Regions from separate parts of the Homo sapiens genome. Here region 1 is linked to region 2. Evidence: read pairs that join two places in POLR2A ChIA-PET (ENCODE). Cell type or tissue: PC-9. All regions are shown on one strand.

Region 1 (8,000 bases), 230 kb after region 2:
TCCTGGGTTCAAGTGATCCTCCTTTTGCAGCCTCCCAAAATTCTGGGGTTATAGGCATGAGCCACTGCACCCAGTTTGCATCCTGCTTTGACCAGCAGGGTCATTACCGGTGCTCAGAAAACAAATCCGGCTGATTTCCCACCTCATTGGTGCCCCAAACCATGCTTTTTGTCACCCCCTGTAGTAATAACCATTTTCTGTAAGCAACTGCCATCAGCCACCTCTAAAACTGTATCTCTTGCCTAGCCATTACGCAAACCACGGTCAAGTTTTCTCACAATACAGGGTCATTTTTGGTATCTCCGAAAAGCCAAAGAAATCGGGTAATACTGTGCAAAAGAGAGCGGAGCGTTAGACCTCAGGAGACTCTCCATGTGGTGCTTGAAACTCCACAAGGAAAGCAGAAGACCTCCAACCAACGGTGAGTGGCATCTTTTTTTTCTGAGTTCCTTAAGGGGTTTGGGTCATTAGAAATCTCTAGATCTCTTTACATGGTACTGAATATGGCAGCGGAAGCAGGAGTGGGGCGGAGTAAAAGTATATGGGAGAACAATTTTTTTTAAATGAAGTGAACAGAGGTGTCAGAGGCGTTCGAACCAGAGTGACTCCATCTTGAACAGGGTCTGGGTAAAATAAGGCTGAGGCCCACTGGGCTGCATTCCCAGGAGGTTAGGCACTCTTAGTCAGAGGATGAGATAGGAGGTTGGCACAAAATATAGGTCACAAAGACCTTGCTGATAAAACAGGATGCGATGAAGAAGCCAGCCGGAACCCACCAAAACCAGGATGGCGATGGAAGTGACCTCTGCCTGTCCTCGCTGCTCATTATATGCTAATTATAATGTGTTAGCATGCAAAAAGACACTCCTACCAGCGCCATGATGGTTTACAAATGCCATGGCAATGTCAGGAAGTTACCCCGTGTGGTCTAAAAAGAGAGGGAATCGGTCGGGTGTGGTGGCTCACGCCTGTAATCCCAGCACTTTGGGAGGCCGAGGTGGGCGAATCACTTGAGGCCAGGAGTTCGAGACCAGCCTGGCCAACGTGGTGAAACCCTGTTTCTACCAAAAATACAAAACTTAGCCAAGCATGGTGGTGCATGCCTTTAATCCCAGCTACTCAGGAGGCTGAGGCATGAGAATCGCTTCAACCCAGGAGGCGGAGCTCGCAGTGAGCTGAGATTGTGCCACTGTACTCCAGCCTGGTTGACAGAGTGAGACTCTGTCCCCCCTGCCCCCCAAAAAATCCTTTCAAATCTCTTGTTACCAGATTTTAGCTGGGCCAAACAGCTGATAATTCTTTTTGTATAAGACCCAGAACCATCCCAAAGACAGCTCAAAGAAAGTGAAGTTTCACTAGCCACAAGTGGAGTCTAACTCACATTTCTGTTCAGCTGTATTCTCTAGGGTCTCAGCTTCTCAGCTGACCACCTGCACATAAGGGTCCAAAAGCCCTGTGTCCCAAAGACAGAAGGCAGGAAATCAAAAGCTGTTCATGGAAGGGATAAGGATCAATAAATGGAAGCCAGTAGGGACTGATTCCCTGATCAGGAGGCAAACCCAAGCCGCAGTGAGAATTTTAAATACCAGACTCCAAAATGGAGTAGCTTCCATTGTTAATCCCACATGGAATCCAAAGTGTGCAGTTTGGTTGTTTTGTTTGTTTGTTTTTGTTTTTGTTTTAATTTTTTTAAGAGATAGGGTCTCACTGAGTAGCCCAGGCTGGAGTGAAGTGGTGCAATCATAGCTCACTGCAGCCTCAACCTCATGGGCTCCAGCGAAACGCCTCATCTTGTCTTTAACCTCCAAACTGGGCTTGTGCCAAGTTCACTTTGGGAGACATTTAGTTTGTGGTTTAAATGATAATAGCCCTTCTCCAAAACTAAACTGTCATCATAAGGCTAATGAAAGTCTACCAAGTTAGGACGATGAAAGGAGCCTGAGTTCTGCTGATGTGTACGCATAAATCTAAGATTGGCCTTTTGAGATGTCTTTTCAGGATTTTGCATTTCTTCTTCTTCTTCTTTTTTTTTTTTTTTTTTTTTTGAGATGGAGTTTTGCTCTTGTTGCCCAGGGTGGAGTGCAGTGGCCCGATCTTGGCTCACTGCAACCTCTGCCTCCCGGGTTCAAATGATTCTTCTGCCTCAGCCTCCAAAGTAGCTGGGATTACAGGCGTGTGCCACCACACCCAGCTAATTTTTTATTTTTTATTTTTAGTAGAGATGGGGTTTCACCATGTTGGCCAAGATGTTTTTGATTTCCCGACCTTGTGATCTGTCTGCCTTGGCCTCCCAAAGTGCTGGGATTACAGGCGTGAGCCACTGCGCCTGGCCAGGGTTTTGCATTTCTGATAGCTGATGGCTCCACCTGGACCTGCCAATGTGTCCTGTGGCCTCACCCAGAAGAAGACTGTCACCCCTGTCATTGCATCTGCAACCAACCAGCAGCACTCATTCCCAGGGCCCCCAAACTATCCTTGAAAACTCCTAGCCTCCGAATTCTGGGGAGGCTGGTTTGAGTCATAATAAAACTCCAGTCTCCTGTTCAGCCAGCTCTGCATGAATTAAACTCTTTCTCTATTTCGATTCCCCTGTCTTGATAAATTGGCTCTATCTGGGAAGTGGGATAAATGAACCCACTGCACGGTTACAATAGCAGCATTCACGAGAGCCCGATGGCCATGAACAGACAAATGAATCGACAACGCACGGCGTTCACACAATGGAATATGATATGGCCACATCCAGGACGAGGCACTGACACAGGCTATGACATGGAAGAGCCTCAAAACATCATGCAGAGGGGAAGACACCAATGCAAGAGGCCACATATTACACAACTCCACGTATATGAAATGTGCAGAACAGGCAAATCCAGAGATGGAAAGCAGATTGGTGGTTGCCTTGGACCAGGAGCTGCTTAACGGGTGTGTGGTTTCTTTTTGGGTGGTAAAAATGTTCCGAAACTAGATATAGTGGTCACACAATGTTGTATATTTACTAAATGCCACTGAATTGTGTTTTTTTGTTTGTTTATTTGACGGAGTCTCACTCTGTGACCCAGGCTGGAGTACAGTGGCGTGGTCTTGGCTCACTGCAACCTCCACATCCCAGGTTCAAGCAATTCTCCTGCCTCAGTCTCCCCAGTAGCTGGCATTACAGGCATGCACCACCACCCCTGGCTAATTTTTTTGTATTTTTATTAGAGACGGGGTTTTGCCATGTTGCCCAGGCTGGTCTCGAGCTCCTGAGCTCAGGCAATCCTCCCAGCTTGGCCTCCCAAAGTTCTAGTTCTAAGATAACAGGTGTGAGCCACCATGCCTGGCTTGAATTGTTCATTTTATTTTATTTTATTTTATTTTATTTTATTTTATTTATCTTTTTAAGACAGAGTTTCACTCTTGTCACCCTGGCTGGAGTGCGATGGTGAGATCTTGGCTCACTACAACCTCCACCTCTGGGGTTCATGCGATTCTCCTGTCTCAGCGTCCTGAGTAGCTGGGATTACAAGCACCTGCCACCAAGCCCAGCTAATTTTCATGTTTTTTTCTTTTTTTTTCTTTTTTTTTTTTTTTGAGACAGAGTCTAGCTCTCTCGCCCAGGCTGGAGTGCAGTGGCGCGATCTTGGCTCACTGCAAGCTCCGCCTCCCGGGTTCACGCCATTCTCCTGCCTCAGCCTCCCGAGTAGCTGGGACTATAGGTGCCCGCAACCATGCCCGGCTATTTTTTGTATTTTTAGTAGAGACGGGGTTTCACCGTGTTAGCCAGGATGGTCTCAATCTCCTGACCTCGTGATCCACCCACCTCAGCCTCCCAAAGTGCTGGGATTACAGGCGTGAGCCTCCGCACCCAGCTAATTTTTGTGTTTTTAGTAGAGATGGTTTCACCATGTTGGCCAGGCTGGTCTCGAACTTCTGACCTCAGGTATCTGCCCACCTTGGCCTCCTAGAGTGCTGGGATTATAGGTGTGAACCACCGCACCTGGCCTGAATTGTTCATTTTAAAAATGGTAATTTTGGCTGGCCATTGTGGCTCACACCTGTAATCCCAGGCCAAGGTGGGTGGATCACTTGAGGTCGGGAGTTCAAGACCAACCTTGGCAACATGGCAAGACCCCCATCTTTAGAAAAAATAAAATAAAATAATTAGCCAGGCATGGTGGCATGCACCTGTAATTCCAGTACTTTGAAAGACTGAGACAGGAGGATCGCTTGAGGCCAGGTATTTGAGACCAGCCTGGGCAATATGGCAAGACCCCATCTCTACAAAAAAAAATTTTTTTTAATTAGCTGAATGTGGTGGCACATGCCTGTAATCCCAACTACTTGGGAGGCTGAGGCAGGAGGATTACTTGAGCCTAGGAGTTTGAGGCTGAAGTGAGCTATGATCACACTACTGCAGTCCAGCCTGGGCAACAGAGCAAAACCCTGTATTTAAAAAAAATTTTTTTGTGGCCGGGCATGGTGGCTCACGCCTGTAATCCCAGCACTTTGGGAGGCCGAGGTGGGCGGATCATGAGGTCAGGAGATCGAGACCATCCTGGCTAACACGGCGAAACCCCATCTCTACTAAAAATACAAAAAATTAGCCGGGCGTGGTGGCGGGCGCCTGTAGTCCCAGCTACTCGGGAGGCTGAGGCAGGAGAATGGCGTGAACCCGGGAGGTGGGGCTTGCAGTGAGCTGAGATCGCGTCACTGCACTCCAGCCTGGGCGACAGAGCGAGACTCCGTATAAAAAAAAAAAAAAAATTTGTAAATGGTTAATTCTATGTTGTGTGAATTTCGCCTCAATATTTAAAATGAAAAAGAAAAAAGTCAATAGATGTGACTTAGCTGGGTTATATTTGAGGTGTCTAGACATCCAAGTGGAGCTGTCAGGTAGGCAGTTGTAAAACACAACAGGAGTGACCAGTTTTACCAGCTCTTATGGAAATAGCTGCTTCCTGCCATTCCCCACCCAGCCCACTGCACGCACTGTTGCGGCCCAGAGGTGGGCGTGAGGTCTCTGCTGCCACTCATCCTCATCCACAGCCAGCCACGCTGCAGAGCCACCCAGCCAGAGACACCTACTCTGGTCTCCAGCTAGGATGTTGAGGACCTGTTTCGAATGTCTTGGAAGAAGTCCTGGAATCCTCCCAGCCCCCAGGTACAAGAGTGAAGACGCATACGCTCCCTGTTTATACACCCTGACCCTTTATTTACATCCACCCATGGCAGGGGAGTCAGGTAGAGGCCCCCTTCCTCGATCAACCTAAACTCCTGATCTTGGGGTTTTCTTGTGAGGGTCTGATTTTTATTCTTCTAGGGCCTCACGCCTCCATCTTCTTCTGGTGCCAACATCATGATTTCAAGGCAAAGCTTTTCCCCAACTCCCTACCTTCTATGGATGAATAAAGTGCCCAGAGGAGGCCAGACATGGTGGCTCATGCCTGTAATCCCAGCACTTTGGGAGTCCAAGGTGGGCAGATCACTTGGGATCAGGAGTTTGAGACCAGCCTGGCCACCATGGTGAAACCCCGTCTCTACTAAAAATACAAAAATTAGCTGGGCATGGTGGCACATAGCTGTAATCCCAGCTACACGGGAGGCTGAGGCAGGAGAGTCGCTTGAACCTGGGAGGTGGAGGCTGCAGTGAGCTGAGGTCAAGCCACTGCACTCCAGCCTGGGTGACAGAGTGAGACTTGTCTCAAAAAAAAAAAAAAAGTGCCCAGAGGAGCTCTTCAGCTGGCCCAAGTCTGGCACATGTCCGTTTCTTCACTGATCACTGCCACGGGGCACAGAGCCCCTGGGTGGTGCTGTCCTGGTGCCTGCTGGCCCCTGTCCCCCAGGTCCCCCTTCTGAGTTTTTCCAGGGATACCCTAACCTAACCTGGCCAGATTACTAGAGGTGCTGCTTTATTGGCTCTGGATATGTGTATGCAGCTGCAATTCTGTGTGATATAGATGACCTGCCAGTGGGGCCCTCCTGAAGATGCCATAGTGATTAAGATACGTTTTGTTTTGTTTTGTTTGAGACAGGGTCTCCTTCTGTTGCCCAGGCTGGAGTGCAGTGGTGCAACCACGGCTCACTGCAGCGTCTACCTCCTGGGCTGAAGCGATCCTCCCACCTCAGCCTCCGGAGTAGCTGGGACCACAGGCATGTTGCACCATACCCGGCTTTTTTTTAAAATTATTTTTTGTAGAGACAGGGTCTTCCTGTGTTGCCCAGGCTGGTCTCGAACTCTTGGCCTCAAGCAATCCTCCCTCCTCAGCCTCTCAATGCACTGGGGTTACAGGCATGAGCCACTGCACCTAGCCTAAGATATGGTTTTTGACCTCAGAAAACACAGGGTCCTTCAGGGTTGTGGCTTCCTTGACTGTTTCTTTTTATTTTATTTTATTTTAGGTTCCGGGATACATGTGCAGAATGTGCAGGTTTGTTACATAAGTAGACATGTGCCATGGTGGTTTGCTACACCTGTCAACCCATCACCTAGGTTTTAAGCCCCACGTGCATTAGCTATTTGTCCTGATGCTCTCCCTCCACTCCCCCTACCATAGGCCCCAGTGTGTGTTGTTCCCCTCCCTGTGTCCATGTGTTCTCATTGTTCAGCTCCCACTTATGAGTGAGAACATGCAGTGTTTGGGTTTCTGTTCCCATGTTAGTTTGCTGAGAATGATGGCTTCCAGCTTCATCCATGTCTCTGCAAAGGCCCTTCATTCCTTTCTATGGCTGCACCTTGACTATTTCTATGGCTATTTCTGTTCTTAGGGAGGCTCCTCCCATCTCCAGTGCATTCTTCTGCCCCCCTCTTTTACTGGGAATGGCGGCATTTCTTTGCGTTTTCTGTAACTAGAATTCTCTGTGTGGCTGGCACAGTGTGATGAGCTGGCAAGCTTCCCCACTGTGGGGGAGGGCTTATCATGAGGTCTGCTGGAGGAAACTAAGAGAGCTGAGCCTTAGGGGCTTAAATGAACTGCCTGAGGGGAAGCTGACACCCAGTGGGGCTGTAACCCTGGTTGGAGAGTTCATGTCTGCACCTGGCCTCGGCCTGCGTTCTCACTTGCTCTGCCCAACTGGCTGTGCCTTCAGCCGGCTCATCACCAGGAGATTTGGGTTGGAGCTACTGCTCAGCCACCATGAGCTACATGACCTTGAAGGCCGATCTTTGATTGTCCGCAGGATAATCCTGAAGGTTCTCAGGCCATGGACCTGTGAATTTCCCTTCTTTCAGTGTCTGCATCATTGGGAACCAAGCCCCTAACCAATGTTTATTCATTCGCTCAACCAATATTTGTGGAATATCACAGCCCTAGGGGTGGGGACACAGCAGGGAACAAGAAAGACAAGAATTATTGTCCTCAGTAGGTTACTGTGGAGTGGGGAGGCTGGCAGGAAGCCACGTAACTAGAATACACGTTAGGTCAAGGCAGTATTCCCACAGAGAAGATGGAACAGGGAAGGGGAGTGAAGGCCAGGATGGGAGGTCTACGGACTTAAGTAGGATGATCTGGGAAGTAGCATTTGAGTAGAGTCTGGAAGGAGGGATGGGAAAGAGTGTTCCAGGCAGTGGGAACAGCAGGTGCAAAGGCCCTGGGGCAGAAGTGTGCCTGGACTGTCAAGACTGTTGGGCTGTGTGTCTGGAGCAGGTAAAAGAGAGATAAGGTCAGCAAGGACCTGATAAGCAGAGCCTCATGGTCACGCTGAGGACTCCAGGACCTGTACACCGAAGGGAATGACAGGAGCTGACTCATGCCCTAGCAGGACTTCTCTGTCTGCTGTGTTGAGCGCTGGTGATGGGGGCGTGGGAAGAAGTTAGGAGCCATTACAGAGGTCCCGGTGGGCCATGATCAGGACACCACAATGCAGGTGGTGAGAATGGATCGGATTCTAGACATATCTCAAGGTGGAGGACCAAGACTTTCATCTAAATCTAAACAATAGTTATGAAATGTTAACTTGAGATGGATCTATTGGAATTATTCAGATACTTCCAATAATGGATCATGAGAACCAAGAAAGGC
Region 2 (8,000 bases):
TTCGTGCGACGTTCCTTCATTCAGGCAATATTTGCTGAGCATCCAGGAGGCCCCCGTTTATTCATTTATCATCCAGCAAACACCGCGAGGCGGCTGCCAGCTGGGGCCGGGCTCGGTGCGGGCTCCCGGGTGGGGGCGGGCATCACGGGGCACTGCGTGGCGGATGTGGGGAGGGTCGTGATGGGGAGGGACGTGCTAGGTGTGCACAGAGATGCTGGGGTGCAGGAGCGGGTGTCTCTCTGAGCACATGGCCCGGAAACTGAGGGCTGTGGGTGCACTAATGTGGGGGAGAGACCAACTTCCTTTCACTGGAGCCCTCAAAGTTTCTGGCAGGGATAACCAGGATCCTAGCGTCTGACACTAAGTTCAGGGAGGTCACAGGACGTGCTGGAACCAGGAGTTCAGGGTTCAAGCCCAGGCCTTTCTCCTCATATTGAACGGGCCTCTCCTGGTACCATGGGGTGCCCTTGATCCAAAGCCCCCAGTGAGGAACATCTCACGGTATGTGGGGATGGGCCTTTGCCATAGCAGCCCATGCAAGGCCTTGGGGCCAGAGCCAGCCCCGCAGGGACCCTCCTTGCACTATTCTTCACATACACCATTGAGGACAAGAGGAAGGGACACCCCTGGCCTGGCCATGTGGTGACAGCTCCCTGTGCATTGACCCCCAGGGGTGCTGCGATCTAGGAGTGGCCATGAGACGAGGGGGAGGGAGACACTTTCCCGATGGTGTGGCGGGCAGGTCTGGCAGGCAGGGTTAGGCGGGGTCGTGGAAGAGGCTGTCCTGGCCCAGAGGCTGCCAGGCCTGGCCTGGGGCTGGCTCCTCTTCCAGGAAAGGTGTGAGGCCTCTTGTGGCTCAGCACTTTGGAAAGTCAGCCAAGTTCTAAGCTTACAGGTGCATGAAGGTTCCATGTCTGTGGTTTCAAGAACATAAAAGTGGGGTGGGAGGCCCTGGGAGGTGGTCCTGTGTGGGGGCAGCCAAGTAGGGGGCGTGGGATGGGGAATGAGGTAGGGGATGGAGTAAGATGTGGGAGAAGTGAAGTGGGGGTGAAATGGGGAAGTGGGAGTGGGAGGGGAGGAAGGGGCAGGTGCTGGGAAGTTGGCCCTTGTGGCCCTAATCTGTCTGTGACAGCTTCCGCTCCTACCCATCCACAGGGACAAGAACAAGTATCCCCTTCCCCAGCCTGCTCCCTCTTAAAAAAAAATCCTCTTCCTATTTAGTATGCAACAGGTGCTCAATGTGTGCTCCTACCGTTCTCCAGGAAAGGAGGGAGCTAAGCAGGACACAGCCCAGAGCTCAGCACTCCCCTAGCCTCCCACCCTCACCTCCCAAGGCAAGGGCCAAACCCAACGGTCTGGCTGGGGACCCCCACCAGCCTCCCCCACCATGGATGGAGGTGGCACGTCTTGAGGCCCAGAGGGGGCAGACATGACGTCCAAGGCTACACAGTGAGTCTAGACCACATGGCCTGCTCCTCACGCCCTGGAGAAAGAAAAGGCAGCCCAAAGCAGGGAGGGTCATGCCCCACCTGGAGTGGGCCTTGATGACCTTGACGTCCCCTTCCCACCTTGAAATATTTAACAATTCTTCCGGAGTTTCCCCAAGGAGGCCTATTCACACAGGCGGGCCATCTGATGATCTGCCCCTGGGGGGTTTCTCCTGCAGCCACCTGGGAGGGGCGTGGCACTGGACAGGGAGGTCCCTTTACCCCACACAAGAAGGAAGAGCCGAGTAACCCACCCTGACGGGCAGTCCCTCCACTGGGAGCTGGGGCCAGGGTCTGGGCGAGGGGCTGGAGTCAGACTGTGGGAGCACGGAGCCCAGGATCTGAGCCTGCCCGCAGGCTGCCTGTCTTCTGGTCTCTCTCCTCCTGCTCCAGCTTGGCCGAGCCAAGCTGCCGAAGGCCAAAGAGCAGCATGAACTCCTAAGAGTGACCCAAATAAACCTTCTTTTCAAGAAAAACAGGCCCTGCAAGCCTGTGGGTCCCCATGACAAGGGATCCATCAGGCAGACAGACTGCACTTCGGTTCGGTTGGTGAGGACTCTGTCCCACTCCGCCAGCAGCTCCCAGCCTGCTGGGCCCTGGCCCTGGTGGTCACCGCTGTGGCTTCCTGCACCCCCGCCCCGTAGAGAGCTGCAGGGAGCCCGGGGTGCTGCTGCTCTTCTGAGGCGGGAGGGTCTCCTGCCTTTGCTCAGGTTTTATAGAGAGAGGGTGGGCTGGACAGGGACAGACAGGGGCTGGCGGCTGAGGGTGAGGGTGGAGGGAGTGGTGCGGTGTCCCGGCTACAGGCGGGCTCTAGGGCTGGGCTGGGTGAGGGCTTGGGCAGGGTGGGTGGAAGGCTCAGAGGGGCCTGGGGCCAGGGCCCGGTGGGTCCTTCGCTGCCCTGGTTGGGGTGGGGTGGGTCACTGCAGGGAATTACAGCAAGTGGGAGGCTCCAGGAGGTGGGGAGTTTCCTCCGACTTTTGGGACTCTGAGGCTCGGCCTCCTCTTGCACGTTCTCCAGCCTCCTCGTCACCGCCACCAGGTTACTACCTTTACCCGACGCACACCTGACGTGGCTGGATGACTGGGCCCGGGGGCTGCTGCCCCTTCTCGCACCCCGCCCCTCCCCTCCCCTCCCCTCTCCTCTCCCCTCCCCTCCCCTCCCCTCCCCTCTCCTCTCCTCCCCTCCCCTCTCCTCTCCTCCCCTCCCCTCCTCTCCCCTCCTCTCCCCTCCTCTCTTCTCCTCTCCTCTCCTTCTGTGCCCGTCTCCAGCCCTCTCCCGTTCTGCGCGCCCCTCCTTCCCCGACTTGGGCAGAACCGCACGCAGCGGCTCGGAGGCCAGGCGTGTGCCGGGCGGGATCGCGCGCCCGCTGGGGTGAAATCAAAAGAAAAGCAACAAAGCCCCTTCCGCGGAAAATGGGGTGGATGTGAGCGGCGCCGGCCTCTTCCTGCTGGAATGGGAATTAGCGGCGAGGATTATTTTGAGGACGCGAGGTCCCTTTGTGCCCAAATGCGCCTCCTCCTGCCCGGCTCGGTGGGGTTCGCGGCGCACGGACCCCGCCCCCAAGGCCTCAGGTGGGCCGGGGGCTCCGGGAGGCCTCCGCCGCCCTCCGTCCCAGGAGAGCAGTTCCCGGTGAGAAGCCCGGGCTCTGCAGACACCCCACAGCAGTTCTGCGTCTCGGAAAACGCGGCGCCTTCATCAGGACCGCACGAAGGAGGGGGTGGGGAGGCGGGTCCAGCCTCGCGAGGAGCCGGCCGGGGTCTGGGGGGCCGTGGCAGAGGGGAGTCCCGCTTTCTGTCTAAGCCTCCCTGTGCCAAGTAGGCCCGAACCCCACCTTTGGAACCTGCTTTCTAGAAAGGACAGCACCCCAGGGGGCCCGTGCCGTGGGCATGGCAGCCTCTCAGGTCGTGGGGAGGGGAGGGGACACTTTGGGGAAGCCACAGGGGGTCTCTAGGTATCTCTGGGATGCTTTCTGGTGGGGTGTTTCCTCTAATCAAAACCATCGTGGGCCAGATTCTGGGGAGCTGGCAGCCCCCCCACACAAACAGACCTTGGTGTCCTGGATCAGCTTCAGGTACCTGATGGGGTGAGAGGATCGGTGCAGAGGCTCAGAGGCCAGGCCAGTTTGGTGACCCATCAGCTGAATTTCAGACTCCGGGTCCCCAGCCCCTTCAGAGACACTGGGACCGCTTTGGGGCTGCCCTGAAGGCTCCAGAGGGTGGAGGGGAAGGGCATGGTGCTTTTGCTAACACTCTCACGTCCCCTGGGAGCAGGTGGGTGGCCACCCTGAGGCCACTGCACGGGGGAAGGGACAGAGAGAGGTGGGGTGGGGGAGGCGGAGGGGAAGCTGCAACCAGCTCCCGTGGGGCAGGGGGTCGGCGGGGGTTTGTCCCTGCTGTGGGCACCTGGAGCGACACCTGTGGGGGCAGCTCCTCATCTGACCTGCACTAACACTAATCTTTAGTCAGCTCCAGGGACTCACCCACCCTGAAAGACCCCATCCTCAACCCTATCAATAGCTCTAGTTGCATTTCCGGCAAAATCTGCAAGAGCTCGGTTCTTTGTCTAACCCTCCAGGGAAACAAACAGTTCACCTCCCCTGGAATGTCCTCATCCCCTTCCCGGGGTCCCAACACCCTCCCCAGCCCCCACCCTACTCCATCTCAGGCTGGCTGCCTCTGACCCTAAAAGTCCAATTCTGTTTGTCTGCCGGGTTGGGGCACTCATCTGTGGCCCAGCCAGGCAGAAAGACAGAGAACCGGGGGAAACTCCCGTCTACATGAATCATGGGGCAGAACCTGGGGATTTATCCAACAACCAAGAGGGCGCCTGGACTTTGAAGAAAGGCAGCACTTGCCCAGAGGAGACTGTTTCAGGAGCTAGACCCCACCCTGCTCTTGGGGTGGGTGGTGGCATTTCCCAGGGGGCACCTGGGCTCTTGCCTAGTGGTCTGGGGTCCCTGGTACTTTATTTCTAAAGTTGTCCACATCAGCAGGAGGTGAGTGGAATAGACAGTGGAGGCCAGGTACCTGGAAACTGCTCCAGGGGCTGTGGTGGGAGGGTGACCCAGGTGCCACCCACCTGAGATGTGGTCATGGTTGGTTTTGTCTGAGCTGGTTGTTTGCTTGCAGAGAGGGAACCCAAAGGTCACACCAGAAAGCAGGCTTCCAGTGCAGTGAAGGCGAGGGCTGGAAAGCCGCACCCACCCCCGCACCCACCCCTGCACTTGTGTAGTCCTCACGTGTCCTCTACATCCTGGGCCAGAGGGAGAGGCCCCTTCAGCAGCGGCTCTCCCAACAAAGAGGAAGGCCCCCACCAAGAGCACGCACTCAGAACCCCAGAGTTCTAGGAGGCAGAATGGATGGCACCAAGAGGTCAGCGGTCTAGAGTGGGTCTCCCAGAGCCCGCCCCGTGGCAGCACCTCATGTGACCACTGGCGCCTTTGCCCAGGTTCTCCACACTGGAAAAGTGGAGAATGGCTAGATGGTGCCCCCTCCAATAATCCACAAACCTGGGTGACACTTATTATCCTTCAGTCTTTATTTTAAATAAGGCCCCTGTCCTTTACCCTCCCAAAGTACTTTTAGACATTTTCCTTCTGCCCAGAATCCTCTGCCCGGTCCCCTGTAGCTAGTGTCCAGACACTGGTCACAGACCTCCACTGAGCCCAGTTAGAGCGCTGACCTCCCATCTCAGGACTTCTTGGCCCTTGCCCATTGCCATACTCTACTGTCAGATTTTAAAACTGCTAGACCATGTGCCAATTCACATTGACTTGTAGCCACTAGGACCCTGTGTCTTTTTCTATTGTGCTTGTTCATGGCCAGGAATCAACGAACTTTGGACAGACAATCAGTAGACTTTGGGTGTGGCCTTGGTGAAGGCTTCCCACTTTGGTGACTTGCATGTGCCCCTCTTTGTTGAGGGGGTTTTGAAGCAGCTTCTGCGTCATTGGGAGCTGGCTGCTGCGCCCAGCCTGAGGCCCTGGACCCCTTTTGCACCATCCTAATTTCAACATCCAGATGTCAATTCAGAAAATTATTATATCATTCTAATGACTCAAAACATAAAATCCCCTCTTTTGTCTCATGTTGAAGAGCTGATGACATCGGACCTATCAGGTCAGACTTATTTTCCTAGTCAGAGACTGAATGGCATATTTTCAAAGCACTTCGTCTAAATTGCATGGCACACACCCCAGGAGCCCAAAGATCTGGTTGTTCTCTTGAGATGCAGAGAGGAGGCCCACAGGTGGCGGAGGGGTGAAGGAGGAGGAGCCACCACTTCCGAAGCATCAGAATGTCAAAATCTAAGTTTTCCACGAGGTCAGCAGCAGGTGTCTCCTGGTCTGGAGAGGGCATGGAAGTGGCCACAGGTCTGGACTTCTCTGGGTGGATGTGAGGGAGGGTGATTGAACTGGAGGAGGGGGCTGGCTTGAGACCTTCCTGTTCTATGTTGGGGGGGATACTGAGGGTCCGTCTCACTGGGACGAAGAGGGGGCACAGATGCAGGTATGCCCAGGTACCTGAGTCCCAGCCAAAGCGGCAAAGCCAGACCTCCCGGGATTCCTTGAGTTTGGACAAAGGGTGTCCCGACGACGATAAAGAGCCAGGAGCAGAGAGCCCTGCATCTTGCCTGGGGCCCCTTGTATCTCTGGCTCATGGCCTGTCCTGGGCACGGGGAGGAAGGGAGACACCCGTAATAATAACAGAGACCGCACTGGACTATGGGGGATCACAATGGGTTTCAGTTTGATTGAGAGAAAATAAGGTAAGGGACACGTGCTCGCCTGAGTCTCTGGAGTAAGAGTCACGCCTTGGAGAAGGAGGGCAGCCAAAGGCCACGCAGAAATTGGGGGTTCAAGGTTTGCCCAGCCGGCCCCAAAGGTGTGGGGGTCCACATGGCCTCACCCAGGGGCCAGTGGGGTGGCTTTGCTCATTTGAGGGTGTGCAGGGTACATATGTGTCTGCCCCGGGAATCCAAGTAGCCCCAGTGCGCTCCTGCCTTGCTTCCCTAGAGCGAGCCCACGGTACCATAGTCCTCGTGGGATGAATGCATGAATGATGTGGAAGGAGCCAGAACAGGGCTGCAGACAGGATGCTCTCTCATAGAAGGACCCCAGAGAACTTCCCCTCTGGAGCCTGTGCGGCTGGTTGAGTGTAAACGCTGAGTCATGCTCGCTGCCCAGCTGTGTGGCAAGGGCACTCCCTAGGCACTGAGCAGCCACCGCCAGCCCTGAGGGCTGCGGGACAACAGAGAGCCGGGCCTGCCCGAGGCACGGCCCCTGAAAAGTGTGGCCCGCCAGGTGGCACCTATGTTCTCTTGCCCGGCGTGGGTGACTACACAGTTGTCATTTACGGGGGAAGTAGGGCACAGCAGAGGTGAACATGAGGATGATGCTGCGTCTGGGCTGTATCCAGGGAACCAGCTGCCGGACAAATTGGAAGGGACCTTCTTGGCAGGACAGGTCCAGTTGGTGGCCTGAGGTGGGGTTGTGGTGGGCCTTGTCCCCCTGCAGGGCTGACCCGTGCAGGTGGGATCATCCTTCCTGAGGAGCTGCCCTGCCCAGTCCCGTTGCCTTGGAGGCGGTGACATCAGGGGCCCCTGAGCCACCAGGTTCCTCCATCTTCATGTGGCCACCACGGCTGTTGCAGAGTCCACGGTAAGAGCCAGGACGTGGCTTCCAGGCAGGATGGGGAAGCACCTCCCACTCCCACATGGACAAAGATTTCTTTAAACGGAGCCACCAGCCATGCCTGGTAGTGGGTGCCCTCCCTAGGCAGGCAGTGCTGGCTCTGCTCTTTCCTGGGGGAAGCCCACTGCTCCTCCTGGGGCCTAGTCCGTGGGACCTGCCCAGCCAGCCTTGGGAGGGGCACCCCTGGGCATGTGGAGAGGAGGTGATGAGGCGCTCAGATGTCGAGGCCAAGGCCAGGTAGGTGGCAGGTGAGACAGGCCCTTCAGACATGAGACCCGAGTGATGTAGATAAGAGGTATGTTCCCCTCCAGCCCCCGCCCCCAGGCAAAAGGGGAAAAGACACACAGAGAACAACAGAAAACAGTTGGAAACCCCAAAGGGCGCTTGATGAAGAGCTGGAGCTCCCCGCCCCCCGTGCTCCGGGAGGACCAGGAGACCTGCTCCATGGGCCAAACCGCCTTTGCCCATCCCTCCCCTGACCCCTGCTGCACGGTTCCAAGGGCTTGGTAGGGCAGCCTGAATTTTCCCTAACTCCCACTCCTAGGAAGGTCAAATTCACCTTGTTTGCCTCCTTAAAAATTCACAAATGCAGGACTGAGGCTTTTCCTGAAACCAGAGCCCCGGCAGCCAAGGCTCAATAAAATACTGTTTGTGTTTCCAGGCACTGGGGTGGGAGCGAGGCTCCCAGTTGCTCAGAGTTAACCGGCCCTTTCCCGAGTGAGACCCCGCGAGCACTCGTCAATTCTCCCATCACCCTCCATCGCCGCCTGCTGGGGGGGCCTGAGGTCCGGAGCTGCTCTTCCTCCTGGCAGCCCAGCCT

The links. ChIA-PET counts read pairs that join two places held together with the same protein. Peaks named below come from ENCODE experiments on the same cell type or tissue, not always from the same donor. Only the 100,000 strongest peaks of a DNase experiment are listed, where the experiment ranks them.
Region 1: POLR2A ChIA-PET joins it to region 2 with 14 read pairs; 2 of 35 experiments call an interaction of 5 or more read pairs at or near these places.

What each region holds. Positions count from the first base shown.
Region 1 is chr17:80,161,699-80,169,698 of GRCh38, forward strand. No RefSeq gene overlaps it. Among named protein-coding and RNA genes, the nearest start is that of CARD14, 4.3 kb to the right of the region's middle. RefSeq lists a silencer at 1,732-2,026. In PC-9, no CTCF peak of the experiment used is centred here; a DNase peak (open chromatin) is centred at 4,923.
Region 2 is chr17:79,927,342-79,935,341 of GRCh38, forward strand. It overlaps TBC1D16 (TBC1 domain family member 16), which reads right to left. Exons shown (of 12, transcript NM_019020.4): 12 at 5,002-8,000. Among named protein-coding and RNA genes, the nearest start is that of LINC01979, 4.6 kb to the left of the region's middle. RefSeq lists an enhancer at 4,171-4,390. In PC-9, no CTCF peak of the experiment used is centred here; a DNase peak (open chromatin) is centred at 6,710.